Regions from separate parts of the Homo sapiens genome. Here region 1 is linked to region 2. Evidence: read pairs that join two places in POLR2A ChIA-PET (ENCODE). Cell type or tissue: PC-9. All regions are shown on one strand. Links, peaks and the distances in the headings refer to the core of each region. The heading gives the core; the rest is flanking DNA.

Region 1 (7,766 bases), core at 1,877-4,376, 77 kb after region 2:
GGGAGAATCACCAGAGTCCAGGAGGCTGAGGCTGCAGTGAGTTGTGGGAGCTGTGATCCAGCCACTACACGCCAGCCTGGGCAACAAAGTGAGATCCTGTCTCAACACAAAACAAAGAACTCAAGTTTTAAGGAGAATTCAGTAGTCATTCCATCAGCAGCTAGAAGGCAAGCACCCATCCCTCACTCAACTCTCATAGCAGCTAAGAATATTTTACCTGTAATAGACTTCTACAGCACTAGGCCTTCAAAACAACATTTGCAATTGAAGGGACACCACTTTGAGAGCTGACAGGCCAAAGTAAGATGATGTGGAGGCTGCTTCCACCTCCCACCCTCCCCGATCAAAGCATGGAGAAATCATTCACCAGTGCTCCTGGTCTCCGTTGCCACTGCCACCTCAGTTTAGGTAGAGGGACCTCTACCTGCCCTATTTTCTTCCCATTCAGCTGCAACCAGCAGCTCTGGGAGGTCATTGCCCCCACACTGTGCCTGTGTACACATGTATGCTTCAATGGTGTGGACCAGTACAGACATGCAGCTCCTTTATAGACATCTGGTTCTGCCCCACCTACTCCCAAACACACAGAAATCAGAACACTGGAGCCAGTTTTATGTAGAGTATCATTCGTTTGCCAAAGACCTTGCCATGAACTCATGGATACCACAGCATGGCTGGAAGGGATGCACCAGGGATTCCTTTAACCTGGCTACCTGCTCTTAGAGGAACTATTTGGCAACCAGGAATGGCCGGAGGGAATCTGAGGCTTCCCTAGGACTGCCTTTCATGAATCACCTGCTCCTAGGCAAAGTGGCAAAGGACAGACAAACGCCACCTACTGAACTCCAAGCTGGACGCCCTATTCATTCACATATGCTCACGGGGCCCATGTTAACAAACACCTCCCTGGATTTGATACCAAAAGAAAGTTTAATATTATATGTGGCTAATTCTGCTGTTACCTTTTAACCTCACTTGCACATATCTGTCCTCCCAACAATAACTTCAGCAAAAAACATACCCTAAGAACAATATGGTCCACACTTGGAAACCCGCCCAACAGGGCCAGTCGAGCCTGCATAAGTGCTAAGAACCATTTAGGAGCACTGTAAACCATTAAGGCCATTAGCTCTAATTTGACCTCCACAAAATACATCAACCCACTAGGAACAAATTTAGAAGCTTTCCAAAGTCAAGTTCTCAAAACCTGAAAGGCTCATAAGCACAGTCTAGGGCAGGGAACAGCCAGCCAGTCCCGGAGCTACTCTTCCCGCTCCCACCTTTCCTGCAGCTGACTGAAGGGTGCATGCTTAGCTGGTACACGGACCCAAGATCCTTCTCCAGCCACTGGATCAGGAAGCTGTGGCCATCGAGGGGTCGATATGCAGGCTGGAACCCGCCAAACATTTCTGATTAAGGGATTCACTCCAGCCTTCCTCTGAGCTCACACCATATACAATCTTCCCTCTGCACTGCTCTAAATCACTTCTTTTCAAATAACGCGGATTTCTGGATTCATTTCCAAGTGATCCTGATTGGAATTCAATTGCACTAACTGGGTCCCTGCAACAGGTCAGGGTTCACCCAGTCTTTCAATCTATAAAGGCAGGTATCATGTACATTAAGAGCCATGATTCCCCCACATTAATACATGTGTCAACACAATAAATAATTTCTCCAACAAAACTTATAACCATCAGCATATGCTATAAATTTAAATTGCAAAATCATCATAATTTTTCATCTTTATTCTTCACTGATAATTACTGACTGCATTTTTTAATACTGATGGCATCATCTTGATGAGGAAGCAGGCAATGAAATAAACTACGGTACTGGCTAGGCACAGAGATCACACTTACAATTCCAGCACTTTGGGAGGCCAAAGTGGGAGGATCACAGGAGCCCCTGAGTTTGAGACCAGCCTGGACAACATAGGGAGACCCCATCTCTACAAAAAATACAAATATTAGTAGGAAGTGGTGGTGCACACCTGTGGTCTCAGCTAAGAGAGGCCAAGGCAAGAGGATCACTTAGCCCAGAAGTTTGAGGCTGCGGTGAGCCAAGATCACATCACTGCACTCTTGGCCTGGGCAAGACAGCAAGACGCTGTCTCAAATTAAAAAAAAAAAAAAATTAAAACAGAGCCAGGTGCGGCTGTTCATGACTATAATACCAGCACCTTGGGAGGCCGAAGCGGGTGGATCACCTGAGGTCAGGAGTTTGAGACCAGCCAGGCCAAGGTGAAACCCTGTCTCTACTAAAAATACAAATATTAGCCAGGCGTGGTGCTGCATGACAGTAATCCAAGATACTCAGGAGGCTGAGGCAGGAGAATTGCTTGAACCCAGGAGGTGGAAGTTGCAGTGGGCCAAGATTGTGTCACTGCACTCCAGCCTGGGCGACAGACACTCTGTCTCAAAAAAAAAAAAAAGAAACCATGGCACTATCAAACTCCACCAGCCAATGCGAGAAGCAGGCTAAGAACACGCATACTAGGTAAGTGGACAGTGCACATGGATAAGTCAACAATCCTTCAGTTGCTTCAATGACAAAAACATACCACATACTTATTTCACTCATCTTTCCAGGGCAGAAGGAAGAAATAAGTGGGAAGAATATGGGCCAAATGAGTTAGCAGTAACAGGAGAAGCAAGATGCAGCACACAGAGTTCTACAGCCCAGGAAGAATTGCCAAAAGCTGAGTAATCCATTCCAGCTCCACCCTGCATGAATTTCCAGGTATCAAATTATATGTTAATTATGCGGACGCAGAGTTATATGTGGGGAAGTGGTGTTAGTCAGCACCCAAGGGGTGGAAATTCAGTAAAAATTTAGTTTTGTCAAGTATGTTTCATGCACAGGCCTGGGGCTCCTCTGGCTCAGGAAAAGAGAAAGCAGGAGTCAGGAGGCCCAGACCTTTCCCTAACAGGGTCCCACAGCCAATTCGCTGGCCCTCTCTAGACCAACTTTCCCGAATTATAAAATACCACAAGGTTTGGGTTTTTTTCCCCCCACCGTTTCTGTTCAAATCAAAAAGCGCTAAGTCCTGGCTGATTTCTGACTCAGCCAGTCAAAAGAGGGACACGCCTCCCTAACTGCAGGAGGGTGGGGAAGGGCAGCTGCACTCAGTCCGATGGAGGGGAAACCAGTAAACCCGTCCCTTGGCACTGTCACTTGGCAATTTCTGAGGTTTAAGACGACACGGCGTTCTCCCAGGTCCTGGCCTGTAAATGCCAGGGAAACGCATTGTACTTGTGAAGAGAGAGAACACAGAGTTTCGAAACTGCTCTAAAGCCCATGTCTCAGGCTGCAAGAACGTTATCAGTCTCACACATCGTGCCCCTGCCTCCAAGGCCCCCATCACCACATACTGATCTTGCCCTGATTTGAAGCGGGCGGGAGAGAGCTATGGGGAAGTCCAGGCCTGTCCCAGCCACGGATGGGACAAACAGACAGGAACTGAGTGCTGAAGACCTTGCTGTAGCTGCTGAGCGATCTTAAAAGGGATCCACCCTGGAGGAGCTGAGCACCCTCTTCTTTCCAGTTCTCCTCACTTTAAACGATTTTTGTCTAATAATGTACCCAACAGGCAGATATCAGAGAAGCACTAAACTAACACCTTGAAATGGGTCAATAATGGCTGGGCGCAGTGGCTCATGCCTGTAATCCCAGTACTCTGAGAGTCCGAGGCAGGTGGATCACTCGAGGCCAGGACTTCGAGACCAGCCTGAGCAACATGGCGAAACCCTGCCACTACTAAAATACAAAAATTAGCCGGGTGTGGCGGCACATGCCTGTAATCCCAGCTACTCGAGAGGCTGAGGTACAAGAATCGCTTAAACTCGGGAGGCGGAGGTTGCAGTGAACCAAGATCGCGTCACTGCACTCCAGCCTGGGTGACAGAGTGAGACCCTGTCTCAAAAAATAAAATTAAAAAAAAAAAAAGAGAGAGAAATGGGTTAATGACAAAGAAGTCCTATACACAGCATAGTATGTACTGTATAGCATTAGGATAATATAGTATAGCAGTCCCTTATCCGAGGCTTCATCTTCCATGACCTCAGTTACCCACATTACAGTACAGTAAGATATTCTGAGAGAGAGGAGAGACCATATTCCCATAACTGTCATTACAGGATATTGTTTTAATTGTTCTATTTTATTATTAGTTATCACTGTTAATCTCTTACTGTGCCTAATTTATAAATTAAATTTTATCATAGGCATGTAGGTAGAGAAAAAAACATAGTCTACCTAGGGTTTGATACTATCCTCCCTCTCAGACATTCCACTAAGTGTCTTGGAATGTCTCCCCAAGGATAAAGAGGGACTGCTGTCGTGGCTAGGAGTATATGCTCTGAGCTGGCATCCCAGCGCAGAGGCCATTTAACAGCAGCAAATTTGCTACAGACTTTGGGCCTCAAGTTCATCACTCATATGATGGGTGTAGGATCATCTTTACCCCATAGGGTTGTAAGGATTAATGAGACAGTGAAGTATTTAGCACAGTAGATGCTTAATAGGGGTTAGCTATTAATGCTTATATTAATATTTATTAACATTTATACAGACAAAGAACATGTTCTCATGTCATTTGCATAGCAATCCAACAAAGGCCGTATTCTCACTTTTGAGGCTCAGAGAAGCAGAGAGACTTGTCCATGGTCACACACAAGTACTCAGACTTCCAGGCCAGTGTCTTTTCCATCATCTTTTTTCAGGGTGTTTCACCCACGCAACACTGGCCAGGGGCTAGATGGTTCCAGGTGGGAGTGGGTGAACTTTGTACATTCTGGTCATTAGCCAGTCAATGTTTATCTGAGCCAATCCAACCAGCACGAGCCTGTGATTCCTCAGACACAATTGCTCGGGATGATGCTAAGGTGGGTATTTGTGGTTATAACGGAGGATCCCGTGAAAAGAAAAATGTAAAGCAAATAATACAGTATAGGCAGTACAAAGAAACAACAGAAATGATGCCCTGAGTTGGGGGCAGAGGGGTCTCTTCCACTCTCAGAGGCTGTCGCCGAACTGATCTTTCTCACATAGTCAACCATTAAAAGTCCCCAACCCACAGGTCCTAGTTTCTTCTAAGTATCCATCTCCCTCCTTGCTAGAGCAGAGCCTCCAAAATGAAAGCGTTTCTCCGCCTTCCTCCAGGCCTCCTGAGAAAGGTTATGAGATGGGTTATCAGCCTCTCTGACCTCTGCAGCCATCAACAGCACTTCTGCCTCTCCCATCCCCCACAGCGAGGATCCTACAGCCCAGAGCCAGCTTCCCTGCCTTCCCCCATTAATGCCTTTCCCCTCCAACAGCTATCACAAGAGGGCTGTTTAGTGAGAGGACCTCCGGCTGACCTTTGCTGACAGGCTCCAAGCTCTCCCTGTAAACGGATCTAATGTGAGGCTGGGTAATTAGCAACCAAGTAGTAATTGCAGCTTCTAACTATGCTCGGCCAAGATTGCAAAAATTCCCTAGGGGGGTGCCTCCTAGGGATCCCAACCCACACAAAGGCATTTACTCACAGCCAAAAGAGGGGACTCAGCCACATTTCTCATGGAGGCCAGCACTTCTCTAGGTCTTAATTAAAGTGGCACCCATGTAAAGAGACAGACAGCAAAAGGAAATTAGCAAATAAAGGAGACTGACCAAGAAAGAAATGTATGGCTTGCTTGGAACAGCCCATTCAGAAAGGTACAACCTCTCAAGGTGGATGGCCGTGCACACGAAACTCATTCCAGCCGCGGAAGGAAGGCACCAAAGAGCCTTCGAGGGGCATCAAAAACTGCAGAAAGGCCAGGCGCGATGGCCCCTGCCTATAATCCTAGCACTCTGGGAGGCTGAGACGGGTGGATCACCTGAGGTCAGGAGTTTGAGACCAGCCTGGCCAACATGGTGAGACCCCATCTCTACTAAAAATAGAAAAATTAGCCGGGCATGGCGCTAGGCGCCTGTAATCCCAGCTACTCCCAGGCTGAGGCAGGAGAATCGCTTGAACCTGGGAGGTGGAGGCTGTGGTGAGCCGAGATCGCACCACTGCACCCCAGCCTGGGTGACAGAGCTAGTCTCCATCTCAAACAAACAAACAAAAAAAACAAGAACTGCAAAAAGGCAGGACACATGAAGACAGGTCCCCCGGCCTGGCTGGCCAGCCTGGCTGCCTGCTCCTATCACCCACTCAACCAAAATCACTCCTCACCCAAGCACCCTGTATGGCCCACTGTTCGCATCACAAGATTCTAGATGCCAGGCCATGTGGTCTATGCTAAGAGATCCGTAGTATCATCTGCTATGATTTGGTGATTCCACCAGACCTGTCCACAGGCCCCCCTACCGTTAGCTGCCTACATGTATTAACATGTTTCAGAATAACGTGCAAAATCCCCATTGAGAAATAAAGATGTGAGCACTTCCAAATAGAGCAGCTGCCCTCCTCATGACTCTAAAAATACCTAAAACTGCACAAAAAAGAACATTGTCAGACGAAAAGAATCATCCCTCCTCACTCTAACAGGACAACAAGCGATGCCCAACAGCACAGCAGCGCCTGTTTCATCCTTCCTAAGAAAACCCTTTATTTTTCAAGCCCACCACTCCCCACTCCAATTTCCTTTATCTGTTTTGTACTTAAAAAGTCACTTCACTGAACTGCTGTTTGCTCACGATAACTCCTGAACCTCTGTCCTCAGGAGAGGCGGCAAGTTCAGGGGGCATGGTAGCTTTCCCACGTGGACCAGACTTTCTGCCAACCTGAATTACACCCTAGACGTCTTCAAACTTCATTTCCTCTGCCACTGTGCTGCCCGATCCCCCAATGCATTCGGGGCTGTAGAGACTCTCTGGGTTGAATCCAGTTATAAAAACCAGGGTAGCAGCAGCCGAGTGCACTAATTCACCCTCCATTTCCTTCTCCAAACAATTAATATACTTAATAACTCCAGCCCCGACGACAGATTTCTCAGACACCCCTCTATTAACCTCTCCCCGCTACAAGCAGTGGGTCTCCACCAGAATTCTTCTGTTCCCTATCACTTAATCATTTTTTAATCCACAACAAGGACTTTGTGCCACACTGTGGTTTTGTTCTCTCTTAATCTTTTATAAGGGACCTTATCAAAAGCTTTTAGAAAATACAAGTGAATTTTGCCTACCAGGTCATCTTTATTATTTTAGAATTCTTTATGAAGAAATTATAGACTTTAACATTGTAAATGAATATTTAAGACTCAGCATTCACTTAGACATGCAAGTCTGGCTCAGGTTATATTTAAGTCGCTGTATTACTTCCACCTTCAGAAGGATTCTTGTCTGCCTCCTGGGATGGAATGACTTCCCCTCCCCAAGCCCCCAGGTGCCATTTCTGGGATTCCCCCAAGACTTTCTGGACCAGCTGAAATTGAGTCCATATTGAGTACCAATGGGACTTAGAGTGCATTAACAGAACCTCAAACCAAGGAACAAAAGTCATCGAGCCAAGGGGGCCTGGCTATGGCAGCCTATCCGACTCCTACCTCCTCTACCTTTCCCCAGGTGGATGGCAGGGAGCAGCAGGCTCCCCTGCCTCACAGCTGGCCCGCACATCTGCAGGGAGCCAATGACAGCTTCTTGATGTTGACATCACTTAGGCTGCCTCCTAACACTTGTTTGTTGTAGCTATTATTTCTAATTAGCACTTCTCAACAGAACCAGTGCTCAGCACCAAGGTTCCTCCTGACGGAACAATTAAAGAGGCACAAGGGGCGGGGGTGTTTCCTAAAATTATT
Region 2 (7,766 bases), core at 2,027-4,526:
GGACATCCAAGAATCTTGGATCCTGACATCTAAGAACAAGTGATCAGGAAATCTGGATTGAGAAAAATGAAGTATTTAGGTGTTTTCTCAATAACATCATCTTACATGTACACAGTCCTGCGTAGATTTCAAAGGGTTTGGCCATTACACAGCTCAAATGATTCTCATAAGCACCTTGAGACATTAGGCAGTGGATGGCAGCGTGGCAGATGGCTTTCTCCTCTGTTTAATGGACACAGGAGAGAGATAATCTAGAGATGGCAAATTGGCAGTGGCTGAGAAGCCTGCAGGTGGGAGCTTCATAACCCTCGGGAGTTTTTAAAAATGCTTAATTAATGGTGAACATTTAAAAATCTGCCAATTTCCCATACAATCAAGATTTTTTGCCTCTTTAGACATTAAAAAACAAAACAAAACAAAAAAACAGGGTTTCTGGCTGTACATTCCCTCATGTCAGCAATTACCTAGAAAAGATGGTGCAGGAGCCCTCCAGCCCCACACCAGTTACCCACTTCTGATACCTGTATGGCCCCTGCAGGCATCTGGGTTTGCAATCCCTGGGTCCGAATGTGAAAGAGAATGTGGCTGGCAAGTAGGAGTCACAGAAGTCAACCCTGGGATCTACCATTCCTCGGCTGGGGTTTGTCAGCCCGTGCTGTGCTACTCCGTGAATAACCCAGCACAAAGATTCCCCTACAAAACATCATGTTGCTGCCTGGGTTGCACACTGCAAAACAGAAGGTGAGAAGCTCAGCTTCACCAGACTTGGGCAGTAAGGGAGTCGAGAATGAGTGTAGCTTCACAAGGGAAGCCAGCTTAATTCTGCCACAGGAGTTAATATTTGTTAATTGGTAGAAAAAGGTAAAATTAATGAGGAAGTTAGCATAGCTATTTAAAAACAGCTCCATGTTTCCCCCACTGTAACACATGGAACTATCAGGAAGTAATTGAGGGAAAAGGACACTGTCAATTCTCAATTATCTGCATGAATGAAGCGCTCAGTGACACGGATAATCCAAGTCACTTACATTTGGATTTAGAAAGTAACATCTTTTTCCTTCGGAAAACTTACCTTCCTAATTAGGGCTTGCTGAATGCAGTGGCGAAATCAGTTTACCTTCTCGGTCAGAGAAACAACGTGTCGGGGAAGGTTTGGAAACGGCTGGGCATTTCAGACCCTCCGCGGATAACCCAGGGCAGATAAAAGATCATTCACAGAGGCTGGCCAATATAGCAGCCACTAGCCACATGTGACTATTTAAATTTAAATTAAGTTAAATAAAATGAAAAGTTCAATCCCTCGGTGACACTAGCCACATTTCAAGTGCTCGATGGCCCCGTGTGGCTGGTGGCCACCACGCTGGACAGCACAGATCACAGAACATTTCCATCATCACAGAAAGTTCTAGTGGACGGTGCTGAATTCTAGACCAACAATCACATCTAGTTACCTGGATTAAGTAGAAAGCAGAGGGCAGGGGGAGAGGGATGCGGGAGACGTCACACTGCCACTTTAGAAACAAAAGGGAATTGTAACTCCGGACTCTCTCAGCTAGTTTAATTTCAAGCCCGGTAATGTAGACGCTGTCTAGGGAATAACATAAAAAATAAGCATTCCATTCTAAGTAAAATGAGGCTTTTTAATTAACAAAGCAGAAAACGGGAGGATAAAAGGCGAGGCAGGAAAGGCTGATTTTCAGCAAACATGTGCCATTGCTGCCTGTACCCAGCATGGCCATGCAGCCCAGACGCTGGCTGAAGGGTAGACAAAGGCAGGAGCTCGACCCTGCCAGGCTCCGCGCGGGGAGGTGCCTGCTCAGGTGCCGCTGGGAGCAATGTCAGGCCCAGTGTCACTTAACATCCTCATTAATTATCTTGAAAGGAGAGGGTTAGTAAACAGCAAGTTAATTAAATTCTCAGATGATGCTAATTTGGGAGGCTTTAGAAAGACTGGCAAGGGCAGTGGCAATATAAATGGGACCTGGGTGGGTTGGAGGTATGAGTGGAAATAACATTAAGCGCTGGCCAAACGCTGCTCTTAAATAAGTCTTATGGAAGAGCCAAAATACATCTGAAAAGAAACTTATTTGGAAAATTGTTGCAGGAAAGCTAAAAGGTTGGAAGCTTCTAAGGCGTATGATCAGAATGGGAGTCAAAAAGGCTTTTTAAGACTTTGAATAAAACTGTTTACGTGCACTTAGAGGTCTGGGAGAAACAGCAGCTCCTAAGGGTTGCTGTCCTTGGGAGGGAGGATAGGAGCGAATGGGGAGCAGGGATGGGGCTTGCACTTTTACTTCCTTTTCTTCTAAATGAATTAAAGATTTTTATTATTATTTTATTATTATTTTTTAGACAGAGTCTCCCTCTGTCGCCAGCCTAGAGTGCAGTGGGGCCATCTCAGCTCATTGCAACCTCTGCCTCCCAGGTTCAAGCGACTTCCCGGCCTCAGTCTCCCAAGTAGCTGGGACTATAAGCACACACCACCACACCTGGCTAATTTTTGTATTTTTAGTAGAGACGGGGTTTCACCACGTTGGCCAGAATGGTCTCAATCTCCTGACCTCATGATCCGCCTACCTCAGCCTCCGAAAGTGTTGGGATTACAGGCGTGAGCCACCACGCCCAGCCCTAATTAAAGATTTGTAAAACAGGCCTGGTTTTTGAATTCTGATTTTGAAATTTTTGTGTCTGAAATAACATTAGATTTATAGAAGAGTTGTAAAGATACAATGAGTTCCCATGTGCCCTTCACACAGCTGCCTCTAATGTCAACATCTTCCATCTTAACAGCTGGGACACTGTCAAAGCAAAGAAATGAGCATTGCTACAATACTATGACCAAGCTACAGACTTTATTCAGATGCCACCAGTTTTTCTACTCAAGGCCTTTCTCTGGTCCAGGATCCAAACCATGTCCCTGCATAGCACTGAAATGTCATTCTCCTCCATCGCCTCCAATCTGTCTTTCCTTGTCCTGAAAGACCTGGGCGCTTCTGACAGGGGCAGGTCAGTAGAGGACCCCTCAGTGTGGGTTTGTCTGATGTTTTCTCACAATTAGATTGAGATTATGGATTTCTGGAGAGAATGCCACCAAGGGGAAGGACCCTTCCCATCCACCGTATCACATCAGGGGCTATGTGACATCAACATGACCCATCACTGGTGATGTTGACCTTGATCACTTTGTTAAGGTGACATCTGCTGGGTTTCTCCAAGGGTAAGTTAACACTTTTCTTTCTCCAGACTTTACTCATTAAAAAGAGTCACTAAGCCCAGCCCACACTTAAGGGCAGGGGAGTGAAGCTCCACCTTCTGGTTATTACGCTGTTAATAAAATAAAAACATCTCGTAAAAGAGATAAACTTCTCTTTATGCAAACAAAGGTGGCTAATGGAAATGTCTATCTAGAAAGTCAGAGTTTGTTGTCTTTGTTTTGCATACCTGGGCTCTCGACAATGGAAATGAAGCAATGCCAAGAGATTCAGGGCCCTCACAGTGCCAGGCCAGGTGCTGTGTAGCTATAGATATTAGCCCATTTAATCCCCACCACAGCCAGATGAATGAGATGGCACAAGATTACAACAATCCTCCCAAATGACAGTAGGTGAAATGTGGAACCAAGAGGTTAAATCACTTGCTCGTGTTAACACAGCTATGAAGGGACAGAGGCGGGATCTGAACCCAGGCCCCCTGGCTCTAGAGATCATGCTGTCTAGAGACCTCTCTGCTATCCTGCTTCTTGATATACAACTCTGAAATTTCAGGGCAGTTAAAATGCGGCAGCACCATGTCACTCCCACAGTGGCACTGTGAGTGACAGCGCTAAGGAGGCCCAACAAAACCAAGATGGTCTGGAGGGTTTTCAACAGAAGACAGTCCGCCTTCATCTCTATAGTGTGGCAGAGAATCCAGAACACATTAGCTTGGCTAAGGACCTCCCTCTCTACAAACAGGTATGGAAGAAGCTCAGAACCCACAGACCACGATACTTACTCCCATCTCAGCCCCTATCTACTACAGACACAAACTTGGAACTGTCTCCAAAAACATTTAGAGTTCACTGTGACAAAGCAATAAAGCTCAGAGGTCAGGAAAAAAGCGATCAGCAGGCAGACTTGGGGGAGAAACTTGGCCCACAACACCCCCGATCTACAACCTGCAAATATTTACTCATGGGCTTGTTTAATCCTAACATTTGATGTTCTGACATTAAAAAAGAAACAAGGAAGCTCTTGCTTCTAGAGAAACAAGAAAGGAACAAGGAATGTTTGGGTAAGAACTGCTGCATTCTTACCCAAAAGAATAACATAGGCTAGGCTGGGTGCGGTGGCTCATGCCTATAATCCCAGCACTTTGGGGGCTGAGGCAGGCAGGTCACTTGAGGTCAGGACTTTGAGACAAGCTTGGCCAATACGGTGAAACCCTGTCTCTACTAAAAATACAAAAATTAGTTGGGTGTGATGGTGTGCGCCTATAGTCCCAGCTACTCGGGTGGCTGAGGCAGGAGAATTGCTTGAATCTGGGAGGCAGAGGTTGCAGTGAGCTGAGATCACACTACTGCACTCTAGCCTGGGCGACAGAGTGAGACTCCATCTAAAAGCAAACAAACAAACAACAACAACAAAAACACATAGGCTAACAAGTAGCCTACGTTATTCAAAATTCAAAATTCCAGTACTGATCTTTACCATCATCCTGTCCACAGAGAAAAGATGATGAAGTGTGTAGGAAGCAACAAATGTCCCCTACCTGCACACCCGCCCCACACTGGATTCTCCAAATATCTGGCATTTATTTCTCCTCCATTTAACCCTGTCTTTTGTTTTCCCATTGTGTCAACTGCAAAAATTTGCCTTTAAAAAAATGACACTAATAAAGAATCACACCATACAAATTCTAATACTATATTGATCCCATCAGTGACTGGGCAGACAGCAGATCTTCCATCAACACCTAGACTCGCAGAACACATCAAACAGAAGGCTCTCGACACCCAGTGTCCGGGATCAGCGTGGCGGGCCTCTGCTCCAACCTGTCCACCCAACTAGATCTCAAGAGGAAAACAGAATTGCCACCTCTCAAGACTGAGGCTACGTGCAGTGGCTCACACTTGTAACCCCGGCACTCCTGGATGCCAAGGCTCAAGAGGAGCCCAGGAAGTCGAGACCAGCCTGGGCAACAAGGCAAGATCCAGTCTCTACAAAAAATAAAAAAAATTAGCCAGGTGTGTGGTACATGCATGCCTGTGGTTCCAGCTACTCCGGAGGCTGAGGGAGGAGGATCACTTGAGCCCAAGAGGTCAAGGCTCCAGTGAGCCGTGTTTGTGCCACTGCACTCCAGCCTCTGTGACAGAGCAAGACTCTGTCATAAAAAAAAAAAAAAGGCTGAATTTCATTGTGATTTTAAAAGCACATATAATCATTTTATAAAATGCAGAAAAGTGTTATTAATAAGTTAATCTCTGAGTGCTTACTATGTGCCAGGCACAGTTCCAACGCCCATTCTAAGAATCACCCACTCTAGACGTAACTACTTAACATTTCAAAGTATTCTTTTCCATGCATTTCAACGTTTCACTTCAGCCAGAAAACATAAAATAGCATTGAAGAGAGGCATATTTTCTGATTTTTAATGGCATCAGAAGCTGGAAATGACGGACTGGAATAGTATACGTGGCAAAAATCTAAAATAATTAAGAAGATGTTTGTAAGCACTTAGAAAAGAGAGCAGTGAATCACTTACAGAGCAAGAGACTGACTTCTTCCTTGACTCTTCACTTCCCCCCCCTCCTCCGCCTTTCTTTTTCTCAAATAAGGTGACTACTGCTGTTATTACTAACACCGAACTGGGAGATCAGGGACTATTAAAGATTAATGACATTTGATTTTGTATCTCATGATATGCTTGTGAACAATCTGGAATGGGGGGATCTAATTATACTATGGTAAGAGGTCTCTGTACTTAAAAATGTTGGCCCAGAGAATGCTGATGATAAATCAAAGTCAACATGGAGGAAAATGCCTGCAGTAAAATATAATTATCCAGGTGGACCTCTCCTGTCCAGCGTTTCTAATAAGATGTGAACAGAGACAGAAGTCATGCCTATCACCCAACAAAGTTAGTCAAAAAGTCATATGGGGAAGAAACAGGTGAAATGTAAATCATTTGTACGAATTGACTAACGAGGATTATTATATTTTAATACCAGGCAGTGCAAAACTAAACAATGGAGACAGTTCTGTATGGCCCCAAGAAAAGGCGAATTAATAAAAAAAGAAAATGTCTAGAAACAGATCCAAATGAGAACTTCATGTATGATATAGTGGCATTTCTAGGCACCACGGCAAAGGATGGGTAGATTGCTTAATAAACATGGCAGGGACAGATAATTGAGAAAAAAATAAATAGAGGAACCCCTATCTCACAGTATATACCAAAATAAACTCCAGATGGATAACAGAGTTAAGTGTCAAAACATGAAACCATGAAAGACTAAAAGGGGATGGAGTGAATGTGATCTTGGCAGGGGAAAGACAGTTCTAAGCTTAACAAAGCAGAAGAAGGCCAGGTGCAGTGGCTCACACCTGTAATCCCAGCACCTTGAGAGGCCCAGGCAGGTGGATTGCTTGAGCCAAGGAGTTCGAGACCAGCCTGAACAACATGGTGAAACCCCATCGCTACAAAAAAAACACAAAAATTAGCCAGGTATCATGGCACGCGCCTATAGTCCTGGCTATTCAGGAGGCTGAGGTGGAAGGATTACTTGATTCCAGAAGGCCGAGGCTACAGCGAGCCATGATCACACCACTGCACTCCAGACTGGGTGACAGAGCAACACCCTGTCTCAATAAATAAATAAACAAACAAAGGAGAAGGAAGCAAAAATGAGAAGTTTTCGCCATGTAAAATTTCGAAACTTTGGAATCTCAAAACATACCATAAACAGCAAAAGATAATGATAAACTGGGGGAAAGGTAGACAGTAACACAAATACATAAATACATGTTTAACACCTTTGATAGAGAAAGAGCTATTTTAATTTGTTTATATTATCCATCTATGAACGTTTAATTTATAACAGTGAAAAACTGGAAACAAGCCGACTATCAAACGCCCAGTAACTAAATTGCAGCACCTTCATACCACGGGGTGTTTGGTGCAGCTATCAAAAATCATGTTGTAGAAAACATCTAGTGACATCCAAAAAAGGTCACACATTGTAAAGCTTTTTAGAAGCCAGTTACAAGATACACACAGTATCATTTCAATTCTACGAAATAATAATATCACATCTGTACAGAAGAGGCCAAAATGACATATACCAAAATGTTTAAAATTTAAAGCATCTTGGTAGTGAAATTAGGGATGATTTTTTGTGTGTGTGTCTCTGCATTTCCAAAATTTTTTTTACATACAATAAACATGAAGCACTTTTGAACTCAAAATTAATAAAAATAATTAAGTGGAAATATATATGTGTGTATATAAAGACGATCACCTTACTGTTACATTTTCAGATATTATAAACTTGAGAGGGCAGCCAGCTAGCCCACTGAGTCAATGGAATAAACACGATGAAGAAAAACAGCAATAAATGTCAAGTTCCTTCCCCAGGTTGAGGGGACAAGGAGGCCTGGTTTAACTGTCAGTTCCATGAGGGCTTGAGATGGCTGCTTAATAAAAGACTAGAACATTAATGACTTGGTGTCTATATCAAGGAAAGGGACAGACTCCCTGTGATCCACACGAGTGAGGCCTCGCCAAAA

Evidence for each region. ChIA-PET counts read pairs that join two places held together with the same protein. Peaks named below come from ENCODE experiments on the same cell type or tissue, not always from the same donor. Only the 100,000 strongest peaks of a DNase experiment are listed, where the experiment ranks them.
Region 1: POLR2A ChIA-PET joins it to region 2 with 7 read pairs; 3 of 35 experiments call an interaction of 5 or more read pairs at or near these places.

The regions. Positions count from the first base shown.
Region 1 is chr16:72,987,058-72,994,823 of GRCh38, forward strand. The region is part of intron 1 of ZFHX3 (zinc finger homeobox 3); the gene reads right to left. Among named protein-coding and RNA genes, the nearest start is that of ZFHX3, 57 kb to the right of the region's middle. In PC-9, for the core only: no CTCF peak of the experiment used is centred there; DNase peaks (open chromatin) are centred at 2,724 and 3,244; H3K4me3 peaks cover 1,633 bases; H3K27ac peaks cover 2,500 bases.
Region 2 is chr16:72,910,395-72,918,160 of GRCh38, forward strand. All of the region lies in intron 3 of ZFHX3 (zinc finger homeobox 3), which reads right to left. Among named protein-coding and RNA genes, the nearest start is that of ZFHX3, 130 kb to the right of the region's middle. In PC-9, for the core only: no CTCF peak of the experiment used is centred there; a DNase peak (open chromatin) is centred at 3,407.